2 separate regions of the Homo sapiens genome follow, and region 2 is linked to region 1. Evidence: read pairs that join two places in POLR2A ChIA-PET (ENCODE). Cell type or tissue: MCF 10A. All regions are shown on one strand. Each heading gives the region's core, and the rest is flanking DNA. Links, peaks and the distances in the headings are about the cores only.

What was found. Peaks named below come from ENCODE experiments on the same cell type or tissue, not always from the same donor. Only the 100,000 strongest peaks of a DNase experiment are listed, where the experiment ranks them.
Region 2: POLR2A ChIA-PET joins it to region 1 with 34 read pairs; 3 of 35 experiments call an interaction of 5 or more read pairs at or near these places.

The regions. Positions count from the first base shown.
Region 1 is chr13:73,245,896-73,251,276 of GRCh38, forward strand. No RefSeq gene overlaps it. Among named protein-coding and RNA genes, the nearest start is that of KLF5, 190 kb to the left of the region's middle. In MCF 10A, for the core only: no CTCF peak of the experiment used is centred there; a DNase peak (open chromatin) is centred at 3,026.
Region 2 is chr13:73,366,653-73,372,033 of GRCh38, forward strand. No RefSeq gene overlaps it. Among named protein-coding and RNA genes, the nearest start is that of LINC00392, 190 kb to the right of the region's middle. In MCF 10A, for the core only: no CTCF peak of the experiment used is centred there; a DNase peak (open chromatin) is centred at 2,169.

The DNA.
Region 1 (5,381 bases), core at 172-5,171:
TTTCTGCTACTGCACATGGGCTCTGGGTCTATGCAAGGAAAGTGTCAATAATTTGAAACCATTGACACTTTCTGTTATGTCACTAACAGCCTTTGGCCAATAAGTGCTAAGCAAGTTTTTGGTGAGGAGACTTTGGTCCAACACGTTGTTGGTACAACCTTGGGCCAACCTGTTAACTGAAATGCATCATCATGACATCTGGGTAAAGAGGAGTCAAATACTTAGTGCCCTTTGTGTTTCTTCCATACCGCAAAATAATCTCTACATGTAACTAACAAATGAACTTTCCCAGCACACTGTTTTTGTTGTAATATCACAGATTTAACTTGTGAGCATCTACAGGGTTGGGGTGGGGTGGCATGGTGTTGAAGTCTGTAAGAGTGTTTATGCAATTGCCTTTCCCAGTAAGGGACAGTCATTTAAGAAGCAATCTACATCAGAGAATGTGCTACATCAGAGAATGTTTGTCCACATTTTCCATTGTTCTATCATTACCACATGTGCAATTTTTATTCTTAACAGCATGTTGAGTTTGTCAACTTTTCAGTAAAAACAGGGCCTTGCACTAAAAGATGTCCTGCAATAGGACTGAGAACAATAATCACGTACCAGGTGCCCATATAGCATGTTGGTGTCAATATTTGAAAAACAGAGCATCAGTACCCTGGCCTGAAGGCATTATAGCGCGGATTGTTTATCAGAGTGATGGCACTTTCTAGGAAAGGAAAATGAGAAGAAGGCATATTTCAAGAAAAAGAACTGATTGTTGCAGCTAACACAAAAGGTTTAAATGGATTTTTTCTTATATTATTCTCTCTTGGTTTTTCTCAACATATTTTTCTCAATATATTGTCATACAATACCATGTACATTGTTACTTTTATTCTTTCATTCATTTAACAATCATGTGTTGGTTGCTATGTGACAGGAAATGGCTAAAGATAAAGAAATATGATCTTAAAGGATTTGCTGTCAAGTAAGGGATATACATTGACTGGGAATTAGAGAAATGGAGTAGAAGTAAAAACAAGGTGACATGGGAGCACCTAGAAGGGCCTATAGAAGTATCTAGGAGAGGAGCCAGGCATGGTGGCTCACGCCTGTAATCCCAGCACTTTGGGAGGCCGAAACGGGCAGATCATCTGAGGTCAGGAGTTTGAGACCACCCTGGCCAACATTGTGAAACCCTGTCTCTACTAAAAATACAAAGAATTAGCCAGGCATGGTGGTGTGAGCCTGTAGTTCCAGCTACTGGGGAGGCTGAGGCAGGAGAATCGCTTGAACCTGGGAGGCAGAGGTTGCAGTGAGCCAAGATCATGCTACTGCACTCCAACCTGGGTGACAGAATGAGACTCAGTCTCAAAAAAAAAAAAATTGTCTAGGAGAGGGAGGGGAAAGGAGAAAGATAATCATGGCTTTCTGAGTCTTGAAGGATACACACAAGTGGATCAAAGGGGAATGACCACTTTAGGCAGAGGGAAGAGCCCAGAGACATCAGCCTTCATGAGTGTTCAGGGAGTGGCAAGTGACATGTGAGGATGGAGCATCAGGCGAGGAAGGCTTGTGGCCCAGGGTGAGGCCAATCAAGGTCTGGAAGCCTCACAACCCAAGACTCTGGTGCCCCAGCAAGAAGTGAACTTCATCCTGGTGGTTCTGGGGAGGCACTGAAAAGTTGGAGACAGGGAGAGTTAGAATGTGATTCCCATGTCAGGAAGATGACTCTAAAGGCCAAGTGGAGTTTGAACGGCAGGCTGCCGTGTTCCAGGTCAGAGATGATGACTGCAGTGGCAGTGGGCATGGCAAGAAGAGGAAAGATGGGAGATGTTTAGACTGTAAAATTAAGAGAGCTTGTTAAGTGATTGAATGTGGAGGCTTAAGGAGAGGAATGGCCAGGGATGATTTTTATGTTTCTGACTTGTGTGACTAACATTAAACAAAATAAGGAATATAGGGGAATCATCTTTGAAGGAAAGATGAGTTTGAGATGCCTGAAAATTGAAAATGATATGCCCATTAATGCAATAATACTGGCTAACATTTATTGAAAGCTCAGTATACACCAAATATTGTCATAAATTGTATATTTTGATCAATTTAATTCCCACAGCCACCCTAACAGCTATTGTTAGTTTATTTCATCAAATCTAAGGTACCATCCATTGTAAGACACATCTTGATTCAAAGATGTTAAAACGTCCCTCTTAGAATTAATACAATATCGTATTATTCCTATTTTATAGATTTAGAAACTGAGGCAGAGAGATTAAGTAATTTATCCAAAGTCACATAGTAAATGGAGGAGCTGGGCTTCATAAGCAGTCAATGGAGGAGCTGGGCTTCATAAGCAGTCAATGGAGGAGCTGGGCTTCATAAGTAGTCTGCCTTTCAAAATTTTTCATTTAATCACTGTACTACATCTCTTGTTGGTACATATGAGTCTGAGGAAAGTGATCTGGGATGGAGATAGAGATCTGAGAGTCATCAATCAAAAATTCTCCATTAAATGGCAGAGGTGGAGATAGCGTTTATAGTACATAACGAATAAAGTTGCGATAAGGTCCTTTAAATTAAAACTGAAATAACATTGATAATTACAACCAAATGCCCCTTTTGATACATTAAAACACCTCAAAAAATCAGAGTACACATATTTCAGGCATTTTTTAAATAAGAGAAACTAAAGATACAACATAACGAAGTTGATCAGAATTTCCCAATAAAAATTATAAGTTTTCAGAGAGGAGGCTGTGGCGCAGTTGATTTTTTTAACCATCAGCTTCTGAGTTTCCTAAGCACATGGCCATTTCCTCACTTGTTTTGTGAAATGACAGCCGAGAGGTGGAGTGGAATGGAAATCTAGAAATCATTGCCATGCAAATATGCAGAAGCAAAGCTGTATGTTTGCATGTAAAGCTCATGGTATCTGCAGTCCTGGGAAGAATTAAATTCCTTACCTGTGGGCAGGTGTGTATTTGGCCACATGCCTTTACTTATTAGGCAAGACAATGTCCCTCAGTGCAGTGAGTCACTGCTTTTGGAAGCAAGCCTTCTGCCTCAAGAGTAACAACTTTGTTTTTCAGGCACAGTTTGTTTCCCCCACCTCGTCCCCCACTCCTCTCTCTCCTCCTTTTCCTACTGATTATCAGATCCTAGTGGAGGAAGAAGAAGGGAAGAACTTACGGGTTTTAAAGACAGAAACCCAGTTTACAGAGTTGCAAAGGAAATAGGAAAGCAACATTTGGAGCCCAGTTCTGAGTTTGCTTTAAGCTTTAATCAGGCAAGAAGAATAAGCTGGGAACAGCTCCAAGGAGGTAGGTTGCAGAAAAGCAGTGTCTCCATGGCCTTCTCAGCAAGCTCAGGTGCAAAAGATAAGTGTACATCGTCTTTGAAAGGAGAAGAGTCTTTGAAAGTAGAATAGTCAGGGAAAGAGGGCTGCTTCGGTAGCCAGCCTTCCAGATGGGGTCAGTATGAACAGCCTCACGAGCAGCTGCAGTTTAACCCAAACAATCACACATGTTTGTAAGTGCCTTTGGTCCAACTTGCTGATAGTGTAATGACAATAAACAGAGCAAATGAAGTAGCCACTCCAGCAAGGAATGAGTTTTCGAAAGAAGAAGCCCATGTTTTTGAGAAGAATGTTTCTAAACTTCATTTAATTTGCTGCATTTGGGCCCCTGAAAAAAAATTGATGATAGCTCACATTTTAATTTGCTGTGGTTATTTAATCTCACTCTAGTTAAATCATCTTCACCAACTGTTTTTTTTAAAAGCTTAAAAAGATTGCCTGTTTGTTTACATAAGGGTATTTGGGTAGGAAAGAATTCCATTTCTATTTCTTTAGCTATCATGGGCATAATACAACTGTCTCTATATTTTACTTTCTCATTTATTTTCTACCATGACCTCTTCTATTACCCCAATGATGCATATTAAATAATCAGATTAGCTAGGTGATAAACTGCCTTATGTAAATTTTTTGAAAAGGTGGTGGCTTATAAATACATTCCAAGATAAATAAAAATAGTTAAAGTACCAAAGCCATCTTTGAGAAGATGAAAACAATTTTTTTTCGCTAGAGTGGAGTTTGGCAGAGAGAAGGCCTGAGGCATAGAGGGAAAACAATCATTTTCTGAAAGGTAGAAGTAGGTGATGGACTGAGAGGTGAGTGTCCCGGAGCAGGGAGCTCAGGCAGGGCATGGGGCAAAAACTTCTTAGAGAATGTATCAGAAGTTATAATCTGCAGCTGCTAATAGGGACTGTGAAATAGTGTCTTCCACAAGATGAGGGTTTACGTTGATCTCATTTAAGTCCAGATGTAGGCAAGCTGGTCTGTTATATGGCGGCTCCCTGATGTCATCAGGAATCAGGCTCTCTGCTCTCATCCTCAGGCTCACAAAATGGTTGTTGCAGCTCCGGCAATCACAACCATGACTCAAGAAGAAAAAAGAGGAAGAGCGGCATGAGCGAAGAGGATCTGCTGATTAAGGCAGTCTCCTTTATAGAGTGTCCCCTGACGTGCCACCACATCACATGCCTGTCTGGGAAAGGGCTAAGAAAGGTAGTTTTCTGGACTGGGCACCTGCCTTCCTTTCCCAGTGGTTCTGCTAGTAAGGAAATAAGGGTAATGCTAATCAGATAAGATTTAGAAGTCTTTATCATAATGCAGTAGGAAGGAAAGCAGTAGATTAACAGTACTGAAGGCAAACCTTGCTTATTTTATTTTAGCAAGGATCAAAATTTTCAGAAGCCAAAATGTAAATGTTGCCTTTTTGTTAAGATAATTTAGCTCTGGACACTACTAATCAATACTACAACATGACACTGCTTCGAGGGCTGGCTGGGTTATCAAGGCAACAATTAGAGAAAATTCAGATTACTGAAGAATTAAATGTTGATACTCACTGATCTCATAATTCTATAGAGCTATACTTCTAGCAAGAAGGTTACTATCATTATTACTATTTTGGATGGTGTTTGAGAGTCAGGAGATGAATGTGGAGCTGCCTCATTTTCTTTAAAGCAATTTTTCAGAGGTCACTTAAATAGCTAAATCCGCCTCCCTATATCCCACTATGATAGGGACAAAAGGCTCCAGGGGCCCCAGCATTTGAGAACTTGTAGTCACTAGAACTTTTCTAATTGATGTCCATGGGTAATAAATGACTTTGTGCAGTTGGTTGTGGTATTTATGCTTTAAGGAAAAGTAAACCTCTGATATCTATCTTGCAGCTCTTTGTCTACTGACAACCATTGATCTCTTCTCAAAAACTTCCAGTGACACACACATGTCCCTCATCTCCACCTATCATACACAAATGGGATTTAAGAAACAAGGTCACTCCTAAAAAAGGATGTTAAAAAAAGCAAAAAAAAAAAGCAAA
Region 2 (5,381 bases), core at 257-5,256, 120 kb after region 1:
GGGCTGGAAAAGTGTCCTCAAGGCCGGCGAGGTGGCTCAGGCCTGTAATCTCAGCACTTTGGGAGGCCGAGGAGGGTGGATCACCTGAGGTCAGGAGTTTGAGACCAGCCTGGCCAACATGGTGAAACCTCGTCTCTACTAAAAATACAAAAATTAGTCAGGTGTGGTGGTGGGCACCTGTAATCCTAGCTACTTGGGAGGCTGAGGCACAAGAATCACTTGAACCCGGGAGGCGGAGGTTGCAGTGAGCCGAGATCACACCACTGCACTCTAGCCTGGGCGAAAGAGTAAGACTTTTTCTCAAAAAAAAAAAAGTGTCCCCCCATTTTCCTGCATGCTATTAGGGAACTAATCTCAGTTTCTCTGGGAATGGAAGGTTAAGGGTTGTAACTGGGTAATCTTTCTGAGATTCTCAACCTCCTGTCTTAGTCCATGGGTGACATCCAGGGAAACTCAACAATTCCACACTGGAAAGGAGTCTCCAGTTCCAACACTTTCCTCCCCAAAACACTCACTAATCACCTGGAAGTCTGATTTCAGAGTTAGAGAATTTGGCGTAGTTTTGAAATACTATGTGTAGCAATAATGATTTCATATCAGTTTTTCATAGCCTATGTGATCAGAATGACCTGAGTCAGAACCATTCACCAGCCGGGTAGCCTTCACATCACAGGAGTGGAGCGCTTAAGATTTTTCTCACCTTCTTTATTTGTAAAAGTCACAAAGACTAAAGTTAATCCTGTTGCAAAGCCGTGGTTCAATTCATCCATGATAGACCCTGATAGGTTTGCCTGGATTTCAGCTATGTCTAATTAAGCCACGGCAATTTGCAGTAAGAGAGAACAAGATGTGATTGATGGCGTTTACTGTGGATCTGTGGAGTAAGCAGTAAACTCTTCTTTCTAGGTGCATTTGGTTACTTCAGGTCAAAGAGATTTGCATGAGAAAGTTTTGCACCTGGCAATATAAATTGCATGCTTAATAACTGCATGTGTGGCAAAGGAAATTTTATTAAGGCCTCGGGGCAGATTGGACTTACAGACTGTACATGCTAACACCAGGAAGGGGCAAGCACAGGGGCTAGTTGCAAAGGATTACAATCTGAGTCTAGGTCTGATGTAGACTCCAATTCTGAGCAACACTTTTGATGGTTTGTACCAGGAGTCAGGGCTGGGAAATGCCTCTGAGCTAAACGAGCAGAAGCAGAAATTTGGTACTTGTCTTTATATATGTATATACATACATGTGTGTGTGCGTGTGTGTATATATATATATATGAAATTGTCAAGTTTTGTGGGAGAAGATTAAGTTTAAGAAGTCTAAGAACAGTTTGAATAAGTTACACTCTAGAACTCTGGGGAGATGAAAGGTGAGTGATTAAGGTGGTTTCGATCTACACCATAGTAAGTGTTCAGCACTCTCTTTGGCACAGATCAGTTTGCCAGAATTGTTACACCCTTCCCAGAAGCTTGGGGCTGAAAGATTAAGGACGGTACAGGTCAAAGGTTAGTTATGTTAATATATTTATTTGCGAAAATATACAAAAGCCCTGATTAACCTTGGCTTTTGAAGTCTGAGCTGTCAGTCCTTCACGTTCATGATCAGTTTTCATCTGAAAATGTTTTCAAACAGTCTAGTATCAAAACAGAATCTATGTACCTCAGGTAAAAACATGTTGAACTGCATGGTACCTGTAATACTATGTACACTGGCAGCTTCGTTTGGTAGATACCTATCATGTAAGCTACTCTTTTGCTCCTATAAATTTAGTTACTATTTTAGGAGAGAAGGTAATTTATTAAAACAGACAACAAAAAAAGACGGGGTGAAGGGAACATTCTTTATTATTTAAAAAAAAAATCCTTTTTAGAAATTAAGCTTTCAGCTCCTTAATCTGTTAGGGGAGTACTTACTCAAAAACAAAAGAAAACAAAATGAAAACAAAAACTCTAGGTTCTTTCAGTCTTAGAGGGGTTTAGCAACAAACCATTATTGTTTGCAGACTGATTTTTCTGTGAGAAGGCAAGCTGCCTTAATGACAGCTTATGCAATAACAATCCCTGATATAGTATTTACCTGGATGTAGCAACAACTGTGCTGTAAGCCAAGAAGAAGGAGGAAAAAAAGTCAGTATCTTGTGCGTGAGAAGCTTGTAGATACCCTGAGGTGACTTCATATAATTCTAAAATAGCAGGTAGCTTCTTGCATAGCTAATCAAGGTATCAGCGCCCGGAGCAAATGGAGGTGGCTGACAGCGTGCTTTGGTTTCAGATGCATTCAGCTCTTTTTGAGTGATATGAGCTTAATTCATGTTCTAGTTTCCATACGAAAAGTTTATGCATTCTGATTTGGCAAATATCCTGTCCTATAACCTGACAGCTCTGTGCTTTGATAAAGCTGTTGACCTCAATGTCTTACTTGTACTTATTCATTATATGTGGTGGGAAAGTTAGTATAGTTTAAAAAAGGGAACAGCCTTTTTTTTTATAAAGCATTTGAATTATATACCCCAACCCTCCACTTTTATTCATTGCTTAGCAAAGGAGGATACAGGTGACTCACCTGAAAAACTTGAAATATACTCTGTAGTAAAGTGGAAAGAGCTTAAAGAGAAGGAAGTCTTAAAATTAATTAAAAAAAAGACAGAGAGAAAGGAGTCATCCTGACTTTGTAAGGTGCGTGGGTCATTTCGGGAGAGAGCAGTTCCTGGGTCAGAGTGAAGGTCACAGAGTGACAGCCTCTGATAAGTTTAATTGCTAGTGTCTTGAGGTTTTCTAAAGAAAGCCTAACATTAGCAGGTAGCTTTGGTTTGTCATTGTGTCTATCCAATATCTGGGCTCTCCAACGTGGTGAAACCCCATCTCTACAAAAAATAAAATAAAATAAAATAAAAACAAGTTAGCCAGGCATGGTAGTGCACGCCTGTAGTCCCAGCTACTCAGGAGGCTGATGTGGGAGGATTGCCTGAGCCTGGAAGGTTGAGGCTGCAGTGAACCATGATCATGCCACTGTACTCCAGCCTGGGTGACAGAGTGAGACCCAATCTCAGAAAAAAAAAAAAAAATCTGGTTTCCATTTCTGAGTCCCTCTGGATTAGTGCATAGGGGAAACAGTTTTTCTTAGGGACCATTGGCCACTAGTAAGGCAATAACTAGCCCCGAGGTGGACCTGCCTTACAAAAAGGAGGGCTCTGAATCACATTTATTGCTTTGGCACACAGGAAGCTACAAGTGAAAATGCCATGTGCAAAGAGCCCATAATTTTACTCTAATAGATATTTAGCAGCTTAAATGAAATAACAAGGAATACATTCACCCAGGCGCCATCCAGGAGGATTTGGTGGGTATTTTACATTCCACTCTTTGAAAAGAAAAACATAATTTTTGATACTTTCCCAAGATATATGAATATTTCAGCATGCAAAGCAATAATACATAGCATACGTTTCAAGTTGAACCAAATTCTGTTTGGCCAAAAGGATTTATTGCTGTCACTATAATGCAAGCCAGTCAATCAAGTTGAATTTTTCTTCCAAATCAGTTGATTAGAGCTCAGTCAGGCAGCTACTTGCTTTCCTGTTTGTTCACATGCTGCTGATTTTCTTGTGCTTAGCTAAGAGGCATGGAATCAACAAATATGAATGCTATAACTTGCCACTCTGCGCGTGTTTCTCCTTAATCCCTGGACCCCAGCTCTCTCATGGATGGTTTGAATTCCTATAGTTTTTCTTTCTAGCCACTCAAAATTCAGTGGGTCTAAGTAGAGTTTATTATCCTTTTCCCTCATCCAATCTCATACTCCTTCAAGTTGCAGTCCTTAGAGCCTTCTTTGGATTTTTTTTTTTTTTTTTTTTTGAGACAGAGTCTCACTCTGTCACCCAGGCTGAAGTGCAGTGGCATGATCTTGGCTCACTGCAACCTTCACCTGCCGGGTTCAAGAAATTCTCCTGCCTCAGCCACCCCCGACCCCTGAGTAGCTGGGATTACAGGTGTGCACCACCATGACCAGCTAATTTTTGTATTTTTAGTAGAGATGGGATTTCACCATGTTGGTTAGGCTGGTCTCAAACTCCTGACCTCAGGTAATCCACCCCCGTTGGCCTCCCAAAGTGCTGGGATTACAGGAGTGACTTCTGATCATTCACTGGCACCTTCATTAAATGCCCTCCCTCCATGGCGCTTGCCGTCATGCAGTCCCTCTGTGTGTCTGCGCTGAACTGCTGCCATGTTGACAGGATTACTGTGCAGTGATTACCCTAGTAAAGCACCCGGACTCTCCAGTTAGAACAGAGCAGGATCAAATCCTGCCTTTGTACTTGGTGTAGGACTTTGGTTATCACCCATCTATGAAACAGGAATAAATTATAGGACTTTCCTCTTAAATAAAAGCATGGAAATCAAGGACTTAGCATGTGTGTCTGGCTAGTCAGTGCTCAGTACATGGTAGTTATTGTGAGTGTCTGTTGGTCTTCCTGCCTCTCTATCTCTTCCTCCCACAATTTTAGTAAAGTGGTCTTCCTCCTACAAGGAGTCAATCAGTCCCCTGCACTCTTCAGACATCTGCAGTCATTGCTAGTCCTGATGGTCCAGGCTTTTCAATGCACTCAAAGACTTTCCTACAAAACAGAGGAACCCCAGTTCCTTATGCTCAAGTCTCCATGTCTGTGTCCTGCATCCCAGTCCCACAGGACATTTTGTGCTGTCGAATCCACTCTTGTACTTCCGGGCCTTTGCTCACGCTCTGTCTGGAATGCCTCTTTCTTTCTCTGTCCCTTGTTAAAATTCTACTCATCCCTCGAGGTCTTGTTCAAATGCCACATCTTTCGGGAAATATTTTTGTCTAAATGTGTTTTGAAATCTTCCTTGGCCATCTAGTTAGAATTGATTCCTCCATTGGCCACAGTCTCACAGCACTTTGCTTGTACCTTGGGTTCAACTAGACCTATTGTATTTTGCAAAAGAGTTAGTTGCTCAAATCTATGTCCTTCCTGGCCTTCTAAACAACTTCAGGGAAGGAACTGTGACTTCGTAAAATCAATATCCACACAGTGCTTTGCTCCTAATATGTGATCTGTGTTTTACAATTGAATTAAAACTGGATATGAAATAGATGGCTTTTAAATATCTGTGAGTGAGCTGCGTCCATTGGTCTGGGCAGATCTGTTACAGAGCTTAGTAAGTGAGTGTGGCTCTGGCAACATAACAGTATAGTAAAGGGAAAGGCACAGGACTTTCCAATCTCTTTGACAGCAGCCTAGACCTCACTTATTCCAAACCCTTGATGAGATAGCAGATGGGATGTGAGCTAATGGATGGGAGTCATCTGTTACTTGAAGAGGTTAAGGGAGAGGGGTTTCCTCTTCTACTAAGAGGATGGAGAGA